Regions from separate parts of the Homo sapiens genome. Here region 2 is linked to region 1. The links are chromatin contacts, found by Hi-C or POLR2A ChIA-PET in ENCODE. All regions are on one chromosome and are shown on one strand. Each heading gives the region's core, a stretch centred on a gene start or an enhancer-like site at or near the end of the contact. The rest is flanking DNA. Distances are from core to core; before and after follow the strand shown.

Region 1 (6,689 bases), core at 2,069-4,568:
CCTAGCCAGCAAGGGGCGGGCTCACTCTGCAGGGAGCAGGCGAGCAGAGGGGATGGAGCTGAGCAGAGTTCAGTTCAGGACAGCCCATGGGTCAGAGGGAACTGAGGAATGTGCCCGCTGCCCAGGTCAGCAAGGGGGGCAGCATCAGATGGCATGCTGTCTTACCTCCCCTGCCCCAAGGGGCCTGGAGCATTGCCACCACCCTCACTGGTGATAGGGCTGCTTGAAGTTGCAGAGCACAACCCATCTGGGTGGGTTTGCCGCCACTGCAACAGAGAGCCTGTGGGACCAGGCAAATGAAGGAAGCCTTACTTGCTCATAGCCAAGCTTCTTTTCAGGTTCTATTTTATATTTTATTGCAACAAAGAATTCCAGGGCCATACTCTGAGCCAGGGATGATGGGTGCTAAGCTCATTAACTGCCTGCTCAGTTTGTGGACTTGTTCCTGCTGAATCTGTAGTCCAGGTACTGCCAGTTTCTTAGTGTCAGAGCCCTCATAGGGTTCATTTGTGCATCCTGCATGTGGATATGTGTGTGCATTTACCCAGATTTTTAAAAAGCTTTCTATTTACCTTTTCTATTTAGCACATACCCTCTTCCATACTTAAAACTCCACACCTTCTACCACAGCTTTTAGAGTGATAGCACTGGGTTACAATACATGTTTTCGCAGGAATTGAGCATTTAAAGAGGTACTAAAGTGAACATGAAGAATTTAAATTCTAGGTAAACAGCTCTCAAAAGCTCTCTCTTCTTTGTGCTTTCCCTGATTATGATATCTGATATTTATTCTTATGACAGAGGACAAACTAAACTGTGTATCACAGTCACCGATTGATTCACTCTGCACCACTGGTCCCCAGTGGCATTTGGGGGCAATGTGATGTCTTTTTCTTAACTCAGGGCCCTCTTAGTCCCTCCTTGTCCCTCTCTGGAGCACTTATGAATTCTTAGGTCCACTGTTCAGCCCGGGCAGGCCATGGAGTGCAAGCAGTGCTGCTGGAGGCTTGCCTAGCTGGTCACTTTCCTGCTCCACCGCTAAAGTTTCCGCCCTCACTCAGGCCATGCTGAACATGGCTCTGTGTGGGGCTCTTCCAAGATGCTCCCAGTCTCCCCTAAGCTGTGTTTGGGAAACAGTGTCGCTGGTCTCCTCCTCCAAATATTCTCAGGTTCCTTCCATATCTAGTTGGAAATGTTCACTATGCCTCCTTCTGATCTTGGGGTTCACCTCGGGAGTGGGGAGATTAGGACATGTAAGTCACATCTCTCTGCTGTATTTCTGTCTTTCTCTCCTGCTCACAGCCCCCTTGGGATACACAGATAGGTTCCCTTTCCGCTCTGGTCTTCAGAGTAGGGTGTGTGTACAACATTCCTTTATTTTCTTCCCACCTGGCAAGTGATTTGCCCGTCCCTATTTCCTGAGACATGAAGGCAAATAGGGTGCAAGGAATGAGAACTTGTTTTCACAGATAAGTGAACATGACCTTTGAAGTGGTTAGAAAAACACAGCAATCACACTAGCATACATAGACCCTTGAGGCTGGCTGGGAGCCCTGTACAAAAAATAAAAATAATAAATAATAAAGGCTGCTTTCTGGCTGAGAAGGGAAGGGAAGAGTGAGGATTGTCAACAGTATGGGGGTAACAACTCCACAGGTTCTGCAAGTTTTTCTCTCTGAAAAAGAGGACTCTTGACTTTTCCTGCTTTGCTTTTAATTTCAAAACAGCACACATACTTTCATCTCCCACAGGATGTTCCTAGGAGCAATAACGCCAGGGATGAATTTCTTCCCATCACATGAGCAGGATGGCACAATGAAGATGCCCCCGGGAAAGACCCTCCTATTTTTTTCTAATTCAGAAAAAGCAGAAGAATAATATGATACACATATCCCCTGCTCATATTTAAAATGTTCACTTTTTGTCACTTAGGCTTCAGATAGTATATCTCACAGTTAAAATTGAAAACCATTTTGTTCCTCCTCTCCATCCTAGTCTTGCTTCTTTCTCTCCAGCGATGACCACTGTCAGTAATTTGATATATACTATTCCGGTCCATGTTTTTATTAGCTCATTACAGATTTTATATATCAGATAATAGATGGTATTGCTTTGTAGTTGTAAAATTTTGGCTGAATAATACACTGCATGAATTGTTTTGCAATTTGTTTCCAGTAAACAATATGTTTTTGAACTGTATATTTTCTTGCATATAGATACAATCCCTTCCTTTTTTTTTTTTTTTTTTTTCCTGAGATGGAGCCTCGCTCTGTCGCCCAGGCTGGAGTGCAGTGGCATGATCTCAGCTCACTGCAACATCTGCCTCCCAGGTTCAAGCAATTCTCCTGCCTCAACCTCCTGAGTTGCTGGGACTACAGGCACACGTCACCATGCCAGGCTAATTTTTGTATTTTTAGTAGAGACGGGGTTTCACCATGTTGGCCAGGCTGGTCTTGAACTTCTGGCCTCAGGTGATCCTCCCGCCTTGGTGTCCCAGAGTGCCGGGATTACAGGTATGAGCCACCACAACTGGCCAGTCCCTTCATTTTAAACTGCATTTAAGTACTCAGTTTGTGAATACAAATATCTATTAATTCCTCACTAAAAAATATTCGTTTTTCAATCTTTTCTCCCAGGGTTTTATTTTTAATAATAGGAACAATTGGCTCTACCTAATACTTCAATTTCAGCCCAAAATTGGCCAGAAGACATCGTTGCCTTAGAGCAGCCTGTCTTCCAGTTGACACTGAACTGCTGTCGACCGGAAGATGGTTGAGAGTCCACATGTGCCCCCAAATAGTTGCAGACTGTGTGTGCAGGGCCTGATTCTGTTCTCTTCTCTGGAAAATGGGATCGTAACTGTTTCTATCTTCTTGGGCTGTATGAGGGATTGGTGGTGTGGAGCTTGTACCACAGTGTCAAGCAGACACCCCTGTTCATGCTAATACATACAGTATTTAATGCCTGGTATAGACCTAGACCCCTGACTCCCTGGCCAGTTGTTTTTCAAAGACACTCCCTGCCTGTGTTACCACTGTTGGTAAGACCATGTCTCAAAGAGTTAATCATCTGGAAGACAGAAATCTAACCACAAGAGGCAGAGGCAGTAGGCTGTAGAGTTAAGTGGCAGGCTCACAACCCCAAGTGCTGTCAGTACTCACAGCTTCTTCACGCCAGCAGCTGTCTGTACTCTGGATTGTTTTGAGCGTGTCTTTGCAGGGCTTGCTTGTGCCTGCCAAGTTCAGCTGCCTGCAGAAGCACAGCTCAGAGCCGTCCCTATAGGCCTAGTCCTTGCACAGGTCTGGCCAATCAGAGCTCTGTTACCAGGCAGAGCCTCTCTCTCCAGCTCTGGTCACTGTCAGCCTAGCTGTCCAGGCACCCTTCTGCAATTTTCGTTTGAATTGATTTTTTTAAAAGCACCTGATATACACTTTTCTTCTTATTCTTCTCCTTCTAGTCCTCTATTCAAGGCCCTACCACAGAGACACACAGGAACGGAACTCAGAATCACAAACAAAGAAACTTTGATCCAAGAAAGAAAATGATCTTTAAAAAGACCCTCGTTTCATGCTGGCCGATGCTGAGAAAATCTGCTCTGAAGGATATTTGGAGACACTGATTAAAAGGTAGTACCATCACCACATATTTAACTTCCCCCTCTTTTTCCTCTGCTTCTAGGAGTAGAGAAACCAACAAAACCAACCGGAGAGAGATGGTTTCAAACAATCTGTCCCCCACCCCACCACTATTCACACCTTTCACAAGGGCCCAGCCACAAAGCCAGTGCAACATGACATCAATCATCAGCAAAGTGGAGGTGACAGACCCTGCCTTTCCCCTCTTATGGCATATTTGCTCATCTTCTCTCTTCCCCACTCCTCTCTGATAAGAGAAAGGACGAAAGCAAGGCAAGCGCATTCCTGAGCGGGAGCTGCAAGCGCCCAGGCTCATGACTACTGAGGAGCACACTGGAAGGGGAGAAAAGGAGGGGGGAAGATTGAGGGACCAAGATGGCGGGATAAAATGCTGTGGATGGAAGGGCAAGTTCTCCTGGGGTAGGAAGTATGAGGGGTCAGGGAGTTTGGGATGCCAAAGAACAGGAGAAGATTGAAAGTTTAATAAGCAACCTTGACATATGCTATGGCACATCCTAAAATGTTAGAAGAGATGTGAGTACAGGTTGGAATACCGGTATACCCATGCTGTTTTGAATTCAGTAATGCTTTGATACTGAGACATGCCCCACAGCTTTCTAAGCATTACACTTACTTATACTGCATTTTTAAAGCAGTTTTATAAGAACATATGTAAGTAGATCAGTACCATTAAAATGGGGTTAATTTTTTTTCCAAGTCACAATGGTGTAGGGCAGGTTGTGGTGGGAGGATTAATTATCTAGAAATCTGGCTAAAGCTAATTATGAAACTGTTATTGCTAAGAGAAAGGGGGAATTAGGCAGAAAGCCAGTCTACCTTGCTTCAAATGGATTTTCTCTAGATATCTGATCCTCTCAGTCTCTTCCTTAACCTCTCCTTCTCTTCCCCCTTTCTAGATGGTTGTCCCAGTGGAGGGGGATTCTTCGTGTTACGTAGATAGGAAGCACGATGCAAAAGTGTTGAAGCAGGAGTGTAAAGAATAATTAAAACACCTGGTGAGTTCTAATTTTATTTTTGAAGAACATAGCTTCTAAACAAGTGTAAAATACAAGCCATGGCCCTAAAAGCCAGGGTCTAATGAGTTAAAAAATGTCGTGGTTCCCATATCTTAAAGTTTTGCAACTCCTCCCCCTACCCCAAACAAAAAGAATCCTTTTAGGAATGAATATTTCATGTGTTAAAGTGACATTTTTTATATTAGGATTTTTTAAAGGTTCCTAATAATCTTTTTCTTAGTCTAAATTCAGGCAAACTTAATACTTTTGATTTTAAAAAGTAAACAGCAGTAAGATCTCATTTTTAGAAAGTTATGCCTATCAGTATACATTGAGAGATCACAGGAACAATTCTTACGTAAAAGTAACAAGAGTGGTCTTAATGATGGAATACTGGAGTGATTTTTTAAACTTTTTTGTACTTTCCAGCTTGAATAATTTAAAAAACAAAACTATATATTGTTTTATACAGGTAGAACATAAATTTTTTTAAAGGAAAAGAGATTAGGCAATCAGTTGCTTGAGAAGTAATTGAATGCCAAATATTAGGTTGGTGCAAAAGTAATGGTGTTTTTTGCCATTGAAAGGAATGGCAAAAATCGCAAATTACTTTTGCACCAAACTAATACTTTTTCCTGTAGATTTCATGAGGTTTCCTCTGTGTGTGTGTGTGTGTATCTGTGGGGGTGTGTGAGAGAGAGAGAGATAGGGAGAGAGAGAGAAAGAGGGTAGCAGTGCCTCAGTACATCTATTCCCAGGAGACATTTTGTGATATCTGAGTTCTAAGGAATGAGGACCAGACAAAAGGGGCAAAAGCAGTAAGAGGAAAAATGGAGATCAGGAAAACTGGCCATGACTCAGCAAAAACACAGTGACATTTTCAGAAACCCAAAGCCTCAGACATTACAAAGTCGCCCACACCCCTTACTTCTGAAGAGAGTTGTCCTGGCCCTCCCCATTTCAGGTGGGCTCCAGCCTAGGCTGAGTAAGCATTGCGAGCGAGGAGTGAGGAGGCAGGTGGGTGGATTGTCCCTTAAGGTGCAAGGAGGAAACAAGTGCCCTGTCTGTGGCTGATTGAACTGGGGAGGACCAGAGACCGGAAGGTATTCTCAATAGCCAGTATTTCTCAGAAACAGCGGAAGTCTCCCAGACAAAGCAGACGGGTTGGCATCCCTTTCTTGAGAGTCAGTAAGAGGGAAAGGACTGAGGCAGGCCTAGCCAACATACCAGGGACAGTGGTGAAATTTCGAGAATCTGGAGGGTCTGCCAGCTGTGCTTCCCACAGCAGCTTTCAATGCCTGCCCCTGAAAAGCTGGCATATACCTGGCTGCCAAACCATAAAGGGACATACCTAGAGTGAAGGACCAACTGCCCTTAAATTCACTGCCTTGTGCCAGCTCCTAAGTTACTGTAGGGATCTGTGTGGGTCTGGCCCCTCTTCATGGGCCCTGGGACCCTTCAGAAATCTATTCTTGTGCTTGGCATCCCATCTTATCTTCTCCTTGCTCTGCTGTTAGGTGATGGGTGAACCTATCAACACCCTATCTCATGTCACCAAGTACTCAGATTCAAAATTGAAATCCAGTTCCTACTAGATCACTAGCCCTCCTCTTTTACTTCAATTTCTCATAGCCTACAAAGAAAAGAAGAAACAACACATACGAACAAAAGATCAATTAAAAAAAACAGAGGAGAGATTTCCTGGCATTGGGCTGGGGGCACAGCAGGAAATTCTAGCCACACAAACGATTCTCCATGGCCAGAGAGTTATGCATCATGACCCTTGGGTTGAGCAACCCTAATGCAATACCAGGGTGTTAAAGGGCTGGAACTCTCTTGCCCTCTGGTAGGTCAGTTCTTAGCTGTAATATAATTTTACAGATGAAAAATTCCAGAGAGCAGTGACTTGCTCTGTGTTACACAATGAGACATAAATACAACGTACAGCAGCCACATAGGCCTAGTACTAATTATTTGACATCCTAAGACCTTTCCTTTATTGTCTGAAGTGGCTTAGCTGAGATGAATATCCAGCATG
Region 2 (6,689 bases), core at 2,286-4,785, 160 kb after region 1:
TGGAAATGCCGGGCCAGAAGCCTGCCTCCAAGACTCTGTTGGGGTTCCAGGAGGCAGAAATGCCAAGTTGGATTCACAGGTGCCAGGAAGGCCTTACTCCTGGGCACAACAGACTGCCATAAGGTGGCTCCAGGAAGAGAAACTCCACGTAGTCCTTCAGAAACTCATTCTCACCTTTCCAATCCTTTCTATGAAAAAGGTTCTTATTCATGTTACTTTAACCTATTTTCTTTCTTTCTTTTTTTTTTTTTTTTTTGAGATAGAGTCTCGCTCTGTCCCCAGACTGGAGTACAGTGGCACGATCTCAGCTCACTGCAACCTCTGACTCCCTGGTTCAAGTGATTCTCCTGCCTCAGCCTCCTGAGTAGCTGGAATTACAGGCATGTGCCACCACGCCCAGCTAATTTTTGTATTTTTAGTAGAGACAGGGTTTCACCATGTTGGTCAGGATGGTCTCGATCTCCTGACCTCAAGATCTCCCTGCCTTGGCCTCCCAAAGTGCTGGGATTACAGGCATGAGCCACCATGCCTGGCCTACCCATTTTCTTTATCTCAATTCCAGGCCATATCAAGTGCCAATTTTATTAGCATTTAATATTTCAAAGACAAGGATGTCTTGTTTGGAAGACACCATTCAAACCCTCCAGTCCTCTTCTTTGTAACAGCATATGAGGGTAAGAAGAGAACAAAAAATTATGTCCTCAGGTAGGTCAGTTTTACATGGTTTTTGATTCACTGTTGCACATTCCATCTATGTCTACCTTTGTTTTTTGAAGACTCCCCAGCTCCTGGGCCCTTAAGAAAACAATATATATCAGGATGGGTTTGGCAACCCTTCCAGAACCACCTTTTCTGCCCTAATATACTTATGCCTCTTTACATTTGTTTTCAGCTCTTTGGTCCTGAACACTCTCCTGCCAATGGCCCTTTTGGCATTATCGACTTCAGCTTTCTAATCTGGTTTTATTCTCTGTTTATCTCTCTGATTTTAGCATTTCCACTTGAACCAGATGAGAACTCCTGCTCCAAAATCAGTGTCCTAGCCTATTATTAATGTCCTCATTTCTACCATTAGATAATCTTTGCTTTAAGTGAGGAGCCAGAAAACTTTTTCTATAAAGATCCAAATAGTAAATATTTTAGTCTTAACAGGCCACATATAGTCTTCATCGCATGTTCTTTCTTCTTTTCTTTTTTAACATTTAACATATAAACATCATTCTTTGCTTGAGAATTGTGCATAAGCAGGTGTGGGCTAGGTTTGGCTTGCAGGCTCATGGCTTGCCTTTAAATCAGAGTCTACTCTTTAAAACACAATTCCTTTAAAGCAGAGTCTATTCTTAAAACACAAATATTCCTGGAAATAGTGAATAACCAGCAACTCAGTATGAATTAGTTCATTCTCCTTTCTAGTTCCAACTGGATGGAACAAGGTTTTAAAGAAGGGATGGGGGAGATAAGGATTTTTCAGGCCATTCCAATTGTACAGTCAACAGGAAGAATAAAACTCCTGGGAGCTTTGGACAAGGAGGAGGAGAGAAAAAGGGTCTGAGTCACAGTGCTCTACCATGTGTTAATGGCTGTGGCCAGGATGATATTCAAAATATTTAACAGCTGGTAAAGCATGTGCATGACCAAATCAGAAGGACAGCAAGTAGCCTTTGTGCTGGATCAGGGACTGGAGGTTTCTGCTGTACCACACATTAATGCTTTTGTTGCTGGATCTTGGGGCAATCCAGATGCAAGCTGGGTACAGGGCTGGAAAGTGAGTGGTCGTGTTTATTACAAGGCCTAAAATTTCATGTGCTGCCTTGACGTGTTTTAGCTTCACAGGACCCAAAAAGGCCTAACTGTGAATTCTCCTGGTCTTGTAACATATACCCCTTCACTCACCTCTCATGTAGACCAGCTGCACACCACGTGGCCTTCAACCTAGTGAATTTTAGTTCCCTGCAAGCCTACAAAAGTATTCAGACAAACCAACTACTTCCTCCAGTGGGAATCAGGGGGCACTTCACCCTCTTGTTACTGCAGAGTCGGCCTCCTACAGCCTCTGCTTGCTCACTCTATTCCCAAGTGCAATCTCCATGTGGCCCTGCAAGGCATTTGGCATCCTCCTCCTGTGAGCTGTGAGTAAATGTGACTACTAAACTGCTGTTAATCTCATCTGTCCATTGTTGGGTATCATGTTCAGCCATCTCATTCTGTGTAGGGTGGGGAATCTCTCCCTCACAAATGGGGTGAACAAGAAGTGATCAAAATGGGGTGTCACCCTGGGTTTTTGAAGCAGTGACTATTTACCAACCAGTAAAGAAGTAGTTCGGTCTTTTAACAATCAGCACATCTGTATTTGAACCAGTATGGTTGTGATGTGATTAGATCATTCATCAGGGTGGATCCCTTCTGAATGGCCTAGTACCATCCCTTTGGTGATAACTGAGTTGTGGCTCTGAGTTCATGCAAGATCTGGTTGTTGTTTAAAAGAGCATGGAACACTTGCCCTCTGACTCCACCCCTGCTTTTGCCATGTGATGCACCTGCACCCCCTTCACCTTCCACCATGATTTTAAACTTCTGGGGGCCCTCACCAGAAAAAGATGCTGGCACCATGCTTCCTATACAGCCTGTGGAACCATGAGCCAATTAAATCTCTTTTCTTTATAAATCACCCAGCCTCAGGTATCCCTTTATAGCCATACAAACAGATTAGCACAGAGCCCAGTAATTTATTCCTTATAGAGATGTCTAGAACAGTGCACTTTTAAACAAATGTGGTAGCCTCCCTAGTTCATTCTGTCCAGGCCACCGCTAAAGCATTGGGATCCGTTCAGCATTCCTAACTGAAGAGTGACAGTTTCCAATCCAAGAAATTTAGAGGAGAGGAGTAGCAGGAACTCCAAATCACATCACAACCATACTGGTTCAAAGAGCAAACTTGTCAAGTGCTTGGCTTCTAGCCCCACTCAGGAGTAATTATTTCAGTAAAAACAAATGGAACTTGCAAATAAAAGACATTGATATCATCATCATGATTAGTAACATTTTCAGATGTACTCACATTAACTCCTTGACATTGTTGTCGACTCTGAGGTAGGCGATGCAATTTTTATTTTTATTAACACACCAGCATCCTGCATTGTGTTACTGTGCCAAGTCACACATCAGAAAGATTCTGACTCCAGGTCTCCCATTAGGTGAATGTCCTCTTTCAACGAGGAAAAGCATCATCCCTGCTGGATGGACCTCTCTTTTTTAAACCAGCAGTCTGCTCAGTTTTAGTGAAATGCAGGGGTTTATACTGAAAGCAGGTGCTGAATTCCAAGTGAAGGCAGACATTGTCAACAGTGCTCTGACTAAGAGCTGGACAATGTGAAGCCTGTCCCAGGCTTTGGCACTAACCAGCTGTGGACACGTCATGCCTCTCACTGTAAAATGAAGAGTCTGCAAAGGATGACGTCTGAGGTGCCTTCCAGCCCTGCCATCCCGAGGTTATGATGGTGTGATGGGGTCAGGGCTGGTCCTGACTTCCCTTCCCAGTCAGCTGGTGAACGGGATGTGAGCTCACAGGGAGGAACACACAGGAAGGCTTTGGGTGGAGTGTGCCTTCTAACATACATTAGAATACAGAATAATCTCACATCTTCCCATAAGTTGTAGTGAGTCACCAGGGCGAGCTGTGGAGCATTTTTCTCTGGTGTCTTCCAAACTGTAGACTATTTCCCACATTTAAGACCTGTGAAAAAATAAAATAAAATAATTTATGTATACACCATGTGGGAAAAGCTGGGTGAAATAGGCACTGCCCACCCACCACTTACGGAAATGTATGCTGGAGCCATCTCATTGAAGGGCAATTGTCAACATCCATCAAAAGGACAAGCACATATTCCTCTGACTCCGCAATTCCTCATTACGATGGACTAAATGTTTACATTGCTTCATAACTCATGTGTTAAAATCCTAACCCCCAGGGTGATGGTGTTAGGAGCTAGGGACTCTGGGAGGTGATTGGGGGCTCTGAGCGAGGAGCCCTAGTGATTTGGATTAGTGCCCTTAATAAAAGAGGCCCCAGGGAGAGTGTCACCCCTCCACCACCTGAGGATACGGCAAGAAGGTTTACCAAACCCTGAATATGCTGGTGCATTGATCTTGAACTTCCCAGCCTCTAGAATTCTGAGGAATACATTTCTATTGTTTACAAGCCACTCAGTTTATGATATTTTGTTACATCAGCCCTAATGGATTAAGACACTCATCCTGGAAATTATCTGACATTATACCAACATACAAATTATGTCACTCAAATAAATGACTGGATAAATAAATAAATGGGGGAGAAAAGACAAATCTCTTATGCAAAAAGTTTTCAAATAATTTGTGCAGTTATTCTTAAGGAGATAGAGCATAAATCCCACTTCTGAAGTGTAGACTGTACCTAGTGCCTTCCTTCCAAAGAGTGTGCAAAGAGAGAAAAAAAAGTAACTTCATAGTGAAGAAACCTAGCAAACACCTTCAGTCAGGTGATCAAGGTTAATATCCAGTGGTAAGTCATACTGACAGCATGTACCTTTGATACGAAAAATGGCAGTTTACCTCTGTGTGAACCCATAACCTTAGTCTAACGGTGTGAAAACCTCAGGACAATCCCAGCCAAGGAGCATTCTACAAAATACCTGACAGCATTCCTCAAATTTGTCAAGGTCATCAAAAACAAGGAAAATCTGATAAACTGTTAGAGCCGAGAGACTCCTAAGGAGACGCAACAACTAAATGAACTGTAGTGTTGTGGAAGTAATCTTGCAACAGGAAAATGACATGAGGTAAATACAAAGAACATCTGAGTAAAGTACAAACTTTCATTAAATATAATGTGTCAATATTGGCTTATTAATTGCAACAAATGCACCTTACTAATGTTAAGCTATTATTATTAGAGGAACGTGGTGTGTGTGTGTGTGTGTGTGTGTGTAGGGGGTTAATAGGAACTCTCTATTCTACTTTTGCAATTTTTTATAAATTTAAAGCTATTCTAAAACAGAAGGTTTACTTAAAACAAAAGCCAGTGTAGAGCAATATGCTTTGCATATTCGCTCTTGTATTTTTTAAAAGGAATAATAAGAGACAGAAAATAAACCTCTCTGGAAAAAATACGCAAAACTAGAAAGGAACTGAATACATAAGGCTTTTTACAGTATTCCCTTTTGTATATTCTGAATATTATTCTGTGGGGATATATTATCTATTGTGTAAAAGTTACATGTGAAAATTAATAAAGATCTCAATTAAAAAACCATCCCTTATACTGGCACAAAGAGAGAGGTAATGACCTCAGAGACTCCGTACAGACTCAGGGTTGTGAACCTAACTGTGGTACTCCAATCCAGTGGACTCTCACAGATGAGAGGGTAACTAGGAAGATGTGTCCATATGGCAGGTGCTTTACGCAAAAGAAAATCAGCACAGAGAGTAAGTTGTCAGAAAAGGTCACAGAGCTTCAGAGCTTTCATGAGATCAAGACATATAGGCCTGAGCATCTGGAGAAGGGAGTTGAGGGACCAGAGGGAAGGAGCAAGGTGAGATTTAAAACAACCAGACTACAGCCAGTGCAGCTGGTCCAGATGGTCCCTACCTGTTCAAGCTTCCTCAGGCTCCTGTCCCCAGGAAGGGATGTGATGAGAGTGTTAATTGAAAATAAGGACTTGGATGCAGAAAAAGAAAATGCCTCAAACCTTTGCTCAGTCCTTAACCCAGGGGGCTGTGAGAGGCATTAAGGGAGTTTCATGGGCTTCTTTTGTTTATTGTTTTATATGTACAGAAAGATTTCTATTCCTTTTGTATTACTATTCTTTCTGTTGAACTAGTTTTCCATTTTATGTGCTCCAGCCTAAGAAGCCCTAGTTTGGAGAATTCTGCAGACAGTCATATTCCTTTCACTATCCACACCGTATATTTGGGCCCTGATTAATTAAGTACTCAACTACATCTGTGCACTTTCCTGCATTGTTCTCTAGAGAAAGCAAAGTGTGAGTCTGGTGCCCTAGACATAATCAACAAACTCCTTGGGGAGGAAGCGTGTCTTGTACATCTCGTACATCCTGCAGCCAGCTCAGGGGTGGGTTAACAACTATTTCATTATTCTAGATCAACCTCTTCTCGGTCGGTTCCCCAACTTCTGTGTTAATGTTGTATCTTATAGCTGAGCAGAGCACACAATTTATTGTCCCCAAACAGGACATTGAAAATGAAAGTGTGATGGTATTAATAATACTGTAGGACATCAGGCATAAACTCGGATTGTCCTAGGACAAACCAGAATGTAGGTCGAGCCCATGTGTAACATTTACTGTGCCCAGGGGAGGAGTACAAAAGGAGGCCCATCTATCACGTCTAAATATGTAAAAGCTCTATAGGAAGCTAAGGAAGTATTAAATAAATATGTACTGTCCTCCTGCCACAATATGGTGGCTTGTGGTAAGCTGGCTGTAGTCCCAGCCTCCGGCCCCATGATCCTGGGTTACCCCCTCTCTTTTTCCTCCCCAGGCATCTTCCCACGTCATGGAGGGCCTGGCAGGCTCATGTGTAGACAAACTGGCTCACATTCCAAGCTCTGTTTTGGCTCCCCTGAAATAGCTGCTCCATGGCCACCCACTGAGTGGGAGGCAGGGTCCTTCCTTGGGAAAGGAATTTTG

What was found. A loop is a pair of places that touch in the nucleus more often than their neighbours do. ChIA-PET counts read pairs that join two places held with the same protein, here RNA polymerase II (POLR2A). Pooled maps may share reads with other maps.
Region 2: a loop to region 1 is called in a map of PC-3, with 9 times the contacts of the local background. The contact joins two enhancer-like sites. A Hi-C loop is called at or near these places in 3 of 168 maps with a recorded cell type or tissue (PC-3, Right ventricle myocardium inferior and esophagus muscularis mucosa) and 3 of 50 pooled maps. POLR2A ChIA-PET finds 5 or more read pairs at or near these places in 2 of 52 experiments (H1 and WTC11).

What each region holds. Positions count from the first base shown.
Region 1 is chr2:217,430,885-217,437,573 of GRCh38, reverse strand. DIRC3 (disrupted in renal carcinoma 3) reads left to right here. Exons shown (of 13, transcript NR_186301.1): 4 at 3,458-3,626; 5 at 4,553-4,651. Among named protein-coding and RNA genes, the nearest start is that of DIRC3-AS1, 150 kb to the right of the region's middle. Within about 2 kb of position 3,318, at least 14 of the 41 ENCODE cell types and tissues checked have a DNase peak (open chromatin) inside an H3K27ac peak, as active enhancers do.
Region 2 is chr2:217,274,642-217,281,330 of GRCh38, reverse strand. No RefSeq gene overlaps it. Among named protein-coding and RNA genes, the nearest start is that of DIRC3-AS1, 4.7 kb to the left of the region's middle. Within about 2 kb of position 3,535, at least 8 of the 41 ENCODE cell types and tissues checked have a DNase peak (open chromatin) inside an H3K27ac peak, as active enhancers do.